2 separate regions of the Homo sapiens genome follow, and region 2 is linked to region 1. The links are chromatin contacts, found by Hi-C in ENCODE. All regions are on one chromosome and are shown on one strand. Each heading gives the region's core, a stretch centred on a gene start or an enhancer-like site at or near the end of the contact. The rest is flanking DNA. Distances are from core to core; before and after follow the strand shown.

The links. Hi-C counts contacts between places; a loop is a spot of excess contacts on that map. Pooled maps may share reads with other maps.
Region 2: a loop to region 1 is called in a map of gastrocnemius medialis, with 4 times the contacts of the local background. The contact joins two enhancer-like sites. A Hi-C loop is called at or near these places in 3 of 168 maps with a recorded cell type or tissue (gastrocnemius medialis, ovary and prostate gland) and 5 of 50 pooled maps.

What each region holds. Positions count from the first base shown.
Region 1 is chr14:100,657,464-100,663,042 of GRCh38, forward strand. LINC00523 (long intergenic non-protein coding RNA 523) reads left to right here. Exons shown (of 2, transcript NR_024096.1): 1 at 1-247. Among named protein-coding and RNA genes, the nearest start is that of LINC00523, 3.0 kb to the left of the region's middle. RefSeq lists an enhancer at 3,059-4,258. Within about 2 kb of position 3,573, at least 3 of the 41 ENCODE cell types and tissues checked have a DNase peak (open chromatin) inside an H3K27ac peak, as active enhancers do.
Region 2 is chr14:101,356,434-101,361,829 of GRCh38, forward strand. All of the region lies in intron 2 of LOC107984697 (a long non-coding RNA gene), which reads right to left. Among named protein-coding and RNA genes, the nearest start is that of LINC00524, 49 kb to the right of the region's middle. RefSeq lists an enhancer at 1-207. Within about 2 kb of position 4,003, at least 18 of the 41 ENCODE cell types and tissues checked have a DNase peak (open chromatin) inside an H3K27ac peak, as active enhancers do.

The sequences.
Region 1 (5,579 bases), core at 2,323-4,822:
AGGAGCCCAGGAAACGGGTCATTTCTTTCGTGGAAAAATGGAAATGCTCTGAAGCATTTTGGGAGACGTGCTGTGAAGCAGGTGACACCAGAAGACAAGGACACTGGGGGCTCCCTGCCGGGAGGCGCAAAAAGCAACTCCCGTTCGAGGGTCAGAGGAGCCTGGATGCTAATGTCTCTCCAAAGTGACTTGGAGCCAACTGCCGGAAAGGCCATGCCCTTAGGAGCACAGGCAGGTCCCAGCTCAGGTGAGCCTGAACCTTCTGCCCCATCAGGAGGTTCCAGTGGGAGGAGCTCAGGTGGGGAGGAGTCGGAAGTCAGGATTTCATGCCTCCCTCATTGGCTCTGGGGTTCCCTTTAAGGTGGACACTCGGTGTGGGCAGTGGGAGGCAAGAGTGAAGCAGAGGAGAGCAAGCGTGGTGGTTTAGCAAAGTAAAGCAAAGTAAACCTGGAGGGAGCAAATGACTTTGTCCTGGGTGTGAAAGGGTAAGGCCCCATTGTAGGTCATTTATTCATTCAACAAACACGGGTTGAACTGTGTCTTGGGCTGGCCTCAGAGAAGCTCAAGAAAAGAAAGATGCTGTCATTGCCCCGAGGAGCCACTGTCTGGCATGCAGGCCAACTGTGACAAGCTGTGGTCCAGGTGAGGTGGGGTCTGGACAAGCCAGGAGGGGTTCACTGTGGATGAGCCAGGGAATGGGGAGAGGCCCCAGAGACGGGCTATGAAGACCAGTCTTGGGGCAAGAACAGTAGGTGGGGAGGGGAGGGAGAACCTTCCAGCAGGAGGATGCACCTGTGGCTAAAGCTTGGAGGTGCAGGGAACGCCCCCAAGCACCTGGGGCCACAGTGCAGGGTGTGGCCAGGACAGGAGTCCTGGAGCTGGACAGCCTGAGGGGCCACATGGTGCTGGGCTCTGTTCCCGGTGGGGAGGGGTGGGACTGTCCCTGTGGACAGCAGGGGGCTACTAGGGGCCCTGGGGAGTGGCAGTGAGGGCAGATACAGGATGTGGCCAGGTGGCGCTGGCTCAGGCAAGTGGGATGGGGAGGGGAGCAGAGGCTGCAGCCAGGAGGGCAAAGGGGAGGTGGCTAGGCCATGGAGGGGAGGAGGAGCATGGGGAGAGCAGCATTGGGGGAGCTCCAGAAGGCCCCTGGTGTCAGAACAGAGGGCAGACCTGCTCCTCCTCCTCCCTCCCTCTCTGCAGCTGCAGCCGGAAGGGCCTTGTCCCTGGGAGGGCTGCCTTGACTCCTCCCCTCCAGCCCAGGTGACTTCCGTGCCTCTCTGTGTCCTCCAGGGTGCTGGGCCCCTGGCCAGCCTGTGGCTCCTCCATGCCCCTGAGTGTGTGGGCAGCTCTGCGGGATGAGAGGATGTCAGGGCAGGGCCCACCCTGAGCTAAGTCCAGTTGTCATGGATTTTCCTTTGTTTATTCCATCTTGGGGTCAGACCTAGCCCAGTGCTGGCCAACCCAGCAGTTGTGCTAGCCCAGGACATATACGGGAGGTCTCATGTGTGGCCCGAGCCCACCCTGTCTCGGTCCAGGACTAGGAGGCTGAGGGTCTGGCTGGGGGCAGCATCCCTGGACAGTGGGTGTGGCCAGGGGGGCTCCTTGCCGGGGGATATGCCACAGAGCCCCGCTTCACCACTCAGGGCTGTCCCCGTCCAGTTGCAGGGGACCTGCAAAGTTTGCTCCCCCATGGGGACCTGCAAAGTTTGATGGGTCTGTGTGGGAGTCACTTGGCAAAAAGGGGACTGGCTCCTGCGAGAATTCCCAAGAGGATTCGAAATCCCTGGAGCTTGCCAGACTTCTGCTAGCTGGGGCCAGGGCACTGCCGTGACTCCTCAGTTCTCCCGCTAGGGAGATGGGGCTAAAAGTCTTGCTCTGCCCACCGCAGGGTCTTCTTGGGAGAATAAAACGAGGCCAAGCGTCTCCAGAAAGCTTGGGGCTTCTGCGATCAGGGGGTTGGGATGGAGGCCCCACAGAGCCAGTATCAGCAGAGCAGGGCAATAACCCACATTTCATAATCCTTGAACTTGGACAAACAGACACTGGGTCCCATGTCAGCAGGCCTAAGGCCGGAAGGGTGGCTCGCCACCTTCTGAAGACAGGGATCAGAGGCCCAGACAGGGATTCCGGGGCCTTGGGGCCCCAGCACCATGCCCGAGCTCCACGTGAGAAGATGAGCTCAGGCCTCCGCTCCCTCTAAGCTGGTGGGTGGGAATTTGGGATGGGATTTGTGCGAGGTGAGGAAAATTGTTTCTAGTTTCCTCCTTATGGGGCCTGAGCTGGGCCCCTGTGTCTACCACTGGGGCAGGCCTGGGCCCAGCTGTGGATAGCTGCCATGCCGGCCACTTCACCTCTGGCTCTGCCAAGCCTTGTCCCCGTGGGGCCGCCCTCCACCCCGGCTCTACTGTGCCAGAAAGGAGGCCCCAGAGGCCAGGAGGCACCTGGTCAGCCCACACCTACACCGGCCAAGTAGCAGGTGGACTTTTCACGTGGGAAGCCAGACCAAATCTCTGGGCTCCATTTTCCTGCTAAAGGGAAACAGAAAACCTGGAACCCATCAGTTGTCATTGGGGATGGAGGGGACAGAAGGGACAGGGCCACCTCAATCCTGTCCCTCGAGACCTGAGACAAAGATGTACAAGGTGTGGAGCAGGCAGCGGGACCAGGTTCACTCCCAGAAACCTGGGCTTGGTGAACTAGGGGAGCCTGAGGCTTCGGGGTAACCGGAGAGAACGAGAGAGCTTCCGCACAGTGAGGCTCGCGGCAAGTGCGCAGTAAATGTTAGCCCTGTGGCTGCCCTCCCCGGGACTCAGTTGACCCGTCTCGTCAAACAAAGAAGTCACTCAGAGCATTGGTTCACCCAGGTCCAGGGTGCTGAGAGGGCTGTTCTAGGGGTCTCTGGGTCCCCCATGCCTCCCTTCAACCAGGGAAACTCCCTGAAAATCTATTCTACATTTTGGGCTTCTGGATAAGAATTCACGGGAATAAAGGATCCCACAACTAAAATACATTTTGTAAAAAGGCTGGTTTGGAGACGCATGTGCATACAAAGGGCAGCCCGCAGCCCTCCTGCTCCAAGTCTGTTGGCGGAACTTAAGCCCAGGCAGCCTGTGTGCAAGGGGAGGGCAGCCTGGCTCTGTAGGAGATGGCTGGTTTCAGGGTGGCCTTGACCTTACTATCACGGAGTTCAGTGACCTCTTTGCAGACCTGCTCTGGGCTCAGCTGGGATTCCAGGGACTATCAGCAATTGGAGGGGAGTGTCCCTCCCCACTGAGAGAGGTGGAGAAGGACAGGAGCAGACAGCCCTGCAAATGACTCATCCCTGCCCTCCGTGCCTCAGTGCCCTCATCTGTGAAATGGGTATAATAGGAGTGTCCCTCTTCATAGCGTTGCATGGATGAAATGAGATAATGCATCTAGAGCTCTTAGTGTGGGCGGCCTGGCATGTAGTAAGTGATCAATTAATGGTGGCATGAGTCACTGTTACTCATATTATTATTCATATCGCAGTGCCCTTCGGCTTCTTCAAGAATGTATACTGAGCTGGCCTCACTCCAGAGTTGTTTACTTGTGCTTGTCTTCACAAGGTAATTGAGAAGAGGCCAAAGAGAGCAAGGGCCAGCCCTCCGGCCGCCTGCTTCCCAGGCCGGACTGTTTCCTTCTCCAGGGCCACCTCTGCAAACTCTTCAAAAGAAGCAAGGTCATACTCCCTAGTCTAAGCAAAGGAGGAAACCAAAGGCAGCTTTGATATGTCAGCTTAGGGAACAAGCTGACGGCACGGATCACAAGCGCTGGGTTCTGCCTGAGCAAATGGCTCTAAATGACGTACTTCAGGCTCTCCTCTTAATGTGCTGGGTGTTTATGATTTTTTAAGAAGTGCCTCATCAAAAAAAATGCAATAATGATGCTCCTAACTTAACAGCAGCACTTTAGAAGAGATGAATTATTCACATCAGAGATGAAACAGGGACTCTACAAACTGGGCCAGCTGAAGCAGTCCCTTTCCCGGGAACTATTTTTATCTTTTTTTTACAGTCTTTCATCTTGGGAGACACGCGGTTCGCAATGTACGGGGAGCCCATTGCTTGGAGCCCAAGCTGGCAGGATGTCAAACCTGAAGTACTAGGCGTCTTGGAGCTTCTGCCTGGAGTACGAAATCCGAGGAAACTGAAGTGTGGAAAACGGGGCAGTAGCAATGTGAATGAGGATGATTGAGGGGTGCTGGGGACTCCCTGTTTCTTAACCTTGGAGGGCTCTCAGAGGCATGCTTCTCCATCGTCGACCCAGGGCACCATGGAGCTATCTTGCCCTTTCTTTTCCTGACATCCAATGATTCCCCACCTAATAGTGCATGGAGCTCTTGGGAAAGAGTGTATAGATTCTATATGGTGTGCATGGAGCAGCTGGCCCTGAGGAAGGAAGGGATTTCATTATTGCAAGGCTCAGGGGCAAGTGTGGACTAGCAGGGTCCCAAACTCTACAGGCCTTGACAGTCCAACATTGTCACACTCAACACTCGCCCATTTGCTTTAAAAAGCACCCTAGACCTGCACTCTCTGATATAGCAGCCATGAGCCACATGGGTACTGAACACTTGAAATGCAGTTTGACCAAATCGAAAGGTGCTGTGAGTGCAAGCAGCATACGGGACTTCAGAGACTTAGTACAAAAGGAGAATGTAAACGATCTCGTGAAGATTTCTACATCGATTACACATTGAGATGATAATATTTTGAATACATTGGGTTAAATAAAATATATTGTTAAAATTAATTTCACCTGGTTAAGAGCCAGGTGAAATTTACTTTTCAAAACATGTTGCTAGAAATTGTGAAATTACTTATGTGGCTCACTTTACATTTTTTTTTTTTTTTTTTTGCCCAGGCTGAATGGAGTGCAGTGGCGTGATCTCGGCTCACTGCAACCTCCGCCTCCAAGGTTCAAGCGATTCTTCTGCCTCAGCCTCCTGAGTCGCTGGGATTCTAGGCACATGCCACCACACCCGGCTAATTTTTGTATTTTTGGTAGAGACAGGGTTTCGCCATGTTGGCCAGGCTGGTCTCGAACTCTTGACCTCAGGTGATCTTCCCACCTCGGCCTCCCAAAGCGCTGGGATTACAGGTGTGAGCCACTGCACCCGGCCTCACTTTACATTTTTATTGGACAGCACTGCTCTAGAAAGGGAGCTAGGAAGATAGTAAGTAGTGGCTGACTCTTGGTGGTGGAATTACAAAAGCCTTTCCCCCCTCCTTTTTTAAAAATAATTTTTCTGTGTTTTTTAAGCTTTGCAGAAATGCCACAACTAGCCATTCTTGCTTTATATCTGCAAAGGCACATCTATTATTATTTTTAATGACTCTCAGAGCTTGTTGGGAAATGGGACTGAGTTAAGCAGCTTCCTGGAAGGATCAGTGTCAGCAACCATGCTGTGGGGAGAGTCAGGGAACAGCAAGAGTGTCGGGGGCTTTGAGGACTCCAGAGATTTGAACTGGGCTCAGGGTTCAAGAGCTCAGGTAGGAACCAGAACCCCAGTGAGGGGTGATGGGGAAGCTTATTAGTGAGACACAGGAAGTGGCTCC
Region 2 (5,396 bases), core at 2,753-5,252, 700 kb after region 1:
GAACCAGGTGAGACACCCAGAGTGGCACCTAGCACGTCACAGCCATCAGCACACACACAACCCAATACGGCTGACAGATCCAAGCAGCCAGGAAGGCACAGGGGCCCTAGGAAGGTACAGCCATAAAAAGGAGTGAGGCACTGCTGCACATGCCGGGAGGGAGCCTTGATGAATGTTGGTAAATGAAAGAAGCCAGGCACAAAAGACCACATTTCATATGATTCCCTTTATAAGAAACATCCAGGCCAGGTGCAGTGGCTCACACCTGTAACCCCAGAACTTTGGGAGGCTGAAGCGGGTGGATAACTTGAGGCCAGGAGTTCAACATGGTGAACTCTGCCTCTATCAAAAATACAAAAATTAGCTGGGTGTGGTGGTGCACACATGTAATCCCACCTACTTGGGAGGCTGAGGCGGGAGAATCACTTGAACCCAAGAGGTGGAGGCTGCAGTGAACTGAGATTGTGCCACCACATTCCAGTCTGGGTGACGGAGTGAGACTGTCTCAAAAAAAGGAAAAAAAAAAAAAAGAAAGAAAGAAACATCCAGAATAGGCAAATCTATAGAGATTGAAAGTAGATTTCTAGTTGCCAGGGGCTGGGATGGGGATGGGGGGCTGTAGAGAGTAATGGGAGTGGCTGCTTAATGGCTATGGGGTTTCCTTTCCAGTTTCATGAGAGGTGAGGACCAATCCATAGTCAGCCTTTTGCCCAACCCTGTAAGGGGCTTTTCTGCTTCATCCGGAGAGGAAACCAGGAAGCTGCAGGAGAAGCCCCAGGCTGGAGAGCCAGGGAACGGTGCAGACCACTCTCCCCACCCCCACCGCCTTCGGGGCATCGTGGAGGGCGTCCTACCGTGGACTCGCGCCTATGAACAGGAGGTTTGATGAAACATTTGATTTGATGAAAATGTTCTGGAACTAAATAGTGGCAGTGATTGTGTGGCATCATGAATGTACCTCATGCCACCGAATTGTGCGTTTTAAAACAGTTAAAACGGTAAAAATATGTCATTGGTACTTTATCGCCAAAAAAGGGCAGAGATCAAATGGACACCATAATAATTTCCATTATTAAGCAGCCAATTCTATATCTTGATTATAAATCCATGGACAAGATCCCTGGAATACAACAGGAGAGGTCAGACCATCCTCAACACAGATTACACCACCGCAGGCCAATTCACACAGAATGAGCACAGGCCTTCCTTCAGATGACCAGTGGCGGTGCTATCGTTAGCTTTGCTGCTTAACAAACCTCTTCAACATCCAGCAGCTTAAAATGATGTCCACTTTAAGAAGCCCACAATTGTGTGGGTCAGCTGGACTGTTCTGGTCTGGGCCAGCTTGGCTGATCTCCACTGGGTGCTCTCAAATGTCTGTGGTCAGTTGGTGGGCTGATGGCTGCTGAATGATAGATTAGACCCTCCCTCTTATGCTGGCATTTGGCTGGGGAGCCTCAGCTGGGAGGTCTGGTATCTGCTCCACATGTTCTGTCATCCCTCAGTGAAGCTAGCCTGCATCCACAGAGCAGCTGGGAGGGCTGGTCTCTGCTCCACGTGGTCTCTCATCCCCCGGTGAAGCTAGCCTGCATCCACAGAGCAGCTGGGAGGGCTGGTCTCTGCTCCACGTGGTCTCTCATCCCCCGGTGAAGCTAGCCTGCATCCACCGAGCAGCTGGGAGGGCTGGTCTCTGCTCCACGTGGTCTCTCATCCCCCGGTGAAGCTAGCCTGCATCCACAGAGCAGCTGGATGGAGAACCTGAAAGGCACCTGGAGACCTGGGCTCAAAATACCCCAGCCTCATTCTGTTGATCAGAACAAGTCACAGACCCATCAGAGTCAAGGGTGGAGGAAATAGACTCCACTTCCTGAAGGGAGGGGCTGCAGAGAAGTTGTGGCCGTGCTCCAGTGCATGCTAAGCCCCAGGTGCCCGGTTCTCTGAAGCCTGATTAACCCCCACTTTATCCCTATGTCCTACCACCCTTCTCACCTCTGGGGTGAGCTCGAAAGGGGGTGAGACGCAGGGAGGTCAGGGTGTCCATGTCACATGACACTTAGTAGAGCAATATAGCTGAATATATCATGGCTTGCCAAAATATCCCCATGTCTAAACAGCTGCATTAAAGGAACCACATCAAAATATCTTCCCTGGTTTTTGGTGTGGTTCCAGATTTCTTTTTGTTTCAGAACTAAATAGGCCTCCCACACTTTCTTCTATCTGGGTCTGGTAACTCCTCCTCTTGGTAGCTAACGGCAAGGCCTCTGGACATTCAACTGGGTTGGGAGTGGCAGGGGGCTCCATGCAGGTAGGAGAAATCAAGTAGGCAAAGAAAGATACAGGAGCAGCAAGAGCCTCTATCCAGAGTGGTCAGAAGGTGCAGACTTCTTGCCCAGAAAGGTGAGTCGGGGCTTCATGGTGAAGGGCCTGAGCCTGTGAGGGTAGACAGAGGGACTGGACACCAGTGGAACAGGGATTCCTGGAAGAACGCAGCATGCCACGGCCAGGGCTGAGCTTGGGAAGAGTCAGCAGCAGCACATGCAGGCAGAGGCAGTTCAGAGAGATCAGAGGCAGAAACGAGCCGTTAGGAGGCTGTGGACGTGGCCCAGGTAACGGAGACTTGAGCAGGGATGGTGATGAGACGTCACAGAAGTAGAACTGACACAGTTCGAAGACTGATTAGACGTGAGAGGGAAGAAGGCAGTGAATGAGGAGGGAAAGGGAAGGATGACAGAGAAGGCAATGGCCCCAAGCCCATTCGAGGGGGCCAGGAAAAGACAGTTCCGCAGAGAAGAGAACAAGAGATGGGACGTTCCGCTCAAAGTTCTAAGACATCGGAGCATGGGACGCTGCAGCAGTGGGGTAGGGTTGGGGCCATGGAGGGAGGCCCCTCAGGCAGAGGGATCAGGAGGAGCAGCAGGGCCCTGCCCCATCTGTAACCTGGCCAGCCCTGTGGTCAGCTGTGACACTGAGGGTCTAAAGCCCAATTTTCAAGATTAAGCAATAACTGTTCTTCCTCCTAGGACATGAAAACCTGTCCAAGAACCAGGCCCGGTTCCTTGCCTGCTCTCCCCAGCACTTGGAGGGCTCCACGGTTGGCCGCAGCTGTATCACTCACAGCAGATTTTACAAGCCTGTCCTTCTGCCAGGGCCCTTTCAGAAGTGAAAATAGCTGGAATCAGCCTGCTTTCCCTAAACCATGAAAACATCTCACTGTACCTCAAGCTGCGACTTAGTGCTGTGTCAGCCCACACCCCAGCACACTTCCTGGAGGAACCCGTCCGAGCAACCTCAGGAGGGTGCACTGAGGACCCGTTCTGCACACGTTTAAACGCAGGGTCGGATTTTAAACAGGATATCCAGCCGGAGACGAAGGTAACTGTTGTCTTGGTCACTGCTAAGAAGCACCTGATCGTGCAAGACATACCGCTCATGAGAAAGAAATGTTTTCAACTCTTTGTGGCACCCTGCTGGGACAGGCTCTGCCTGGTCATTCCATCCCAGGGGTGATTAACCATCCCAGTGTTAGGGCCTGGGACTTTGCTAATGTGCTTTCAGGTCAACCACAAACATATTTCTAAGATTTCTTAGCTAATGGTGCATTTGCGAGGTCATTCCAGGCTAAGACCAGGAGGATTAAAAGATCTGATTCCTTCCTGAGGCTCTTAGTTGTAAAGGACCAAAGAAGCCGTAAAACAAAGATTTATTCAGTTTCAGCCGGCCAGTTCAATGGCGCAGCCCCGTAAGACCAGGAAAAAAGAAACATCTGGCCAGAAAAGTACACTTGTTTACAAAAAAAAAAAAAAAAAAAAAAGGCTTTAAGACTCTTCTCCAGCCTCACCAAGTTCTTGGACTAAAATTAGGCTGAAAATTAAAAACAATGTCGAATCTGAAGAGTACAAGGCAAATACAGGCAGGAGAAAGAACATCTTGTTTCTTCCTTATCCAGCTGCCTCTGGCTGGGGGTCCCCCGAGCACCCCGGGGAGCCGCCCTGCCCTGGTAGGTAGCCCCCTCGGGGACCGCACAGCTGTGGTGCTCCCTGAACAGGTGACGGATGTGGCCTCTGCTCCAAGACCAAACCCTTTTGTGGGGGAGGGTGTTTTCTGCAGAGGATACTCAGAGAAGGGAGAGGGCCGTGTTTGGCTGCTCCTGATGATAAAACGCCACTCTCCAGAGCTCAATGTAAACAGCGGTAGTGCTGCTGGCACTAAGATACTGAGGCGGCCCGTGCTGGGGGATGGGGTGTTGAGGGACGGGTACATCTTGAGAGGCGTGGATGACAACTGTTTTGTAAGGAAGGAAGCCTGTGCTGGCAGTGAGGCTCTTGGCCTCAGTCGGGAAACTCAACTTCTTTTCCAGGCCTGCTATTGACTCACGGAGGACATGCAGGCCAAGCTCTCCTTGCTCAAGTTCCCCCTCCATCCCCCACCATGTATGCAATGGCAGGCGATGGGAATCACAGGACTCAGCCAGTGCCTTCCGATCTCCCTGGGATGCTAAAGGGATTAATGGGTCAAGGTTGGAAGATGCTTTGAACTTCTTGGCACGGAGCTGCCTCCAGTACAGTAATTAATAAACCTCCCCAAAGAGGTGGATTAGGGTCACAAGTCACCCAGAGGCTCAGGGAATAGAGCCGGCCAGGCTTCGTGGCTGGGTCGCAGGAGCGGATGGGGAAGGACACGGCATCTGAAGTCTGCACCCTGTGTGCAGGCAGCCGTGGTGCCAACAGATGTCCTTGGGTTCCTGGGCTGTGCCTGTTAACAGCCCAGACTTACACCTGTGAAAAAAGCAGAAATGAAATCCTGACCCCAGAGCAGAGCAGAGGCAGCCGCCCGACGTCACCCCAGTTAACGGTGAAGCAACATTCGTGGGAGTTGGAGATGACATTTCTAATGGCAAAGAAGGTGCTGACCAGACGTTTAACCACGAGTAACACTGTCCCTCTGCCGTCTTCAGCGTGGGCCTGGAAATCTTTGACAAACCTTGAGCAATCGGGACCTGGGGGTTCCCACATCCCATCAGAAGGATGACATTTCTGGAAACCTTGTACCGGGGGATACCAAGTGGAGAAGATCATTAACTGGGGCATAAACAAGTCCCTGAAAGTCTCCTCAGCATGTTTTCCTCCTCTGTAGGGTGGTGGGGCTGGACTAAGCGTGGTGCTCCTGAACCACCCAGGCATATGTCGCTTACCCCTCTCCATGGTGGCAGCGCCTGCTTGTGGACGGTGACCTTTCTGCTGTCCTCCAGAGCCTGCAAAGCTGTTGGGAACTTGTAAGTCCTGATACCTTGCTGGCCTTGAGGAGGTCAGCCATCACAGATAAGCAGAATGAGGCATGACGTGAGCCGGGCTTGTCTGTGACTAGGTCCACACGGTGCTCCAAGACTGTTCCTGCCC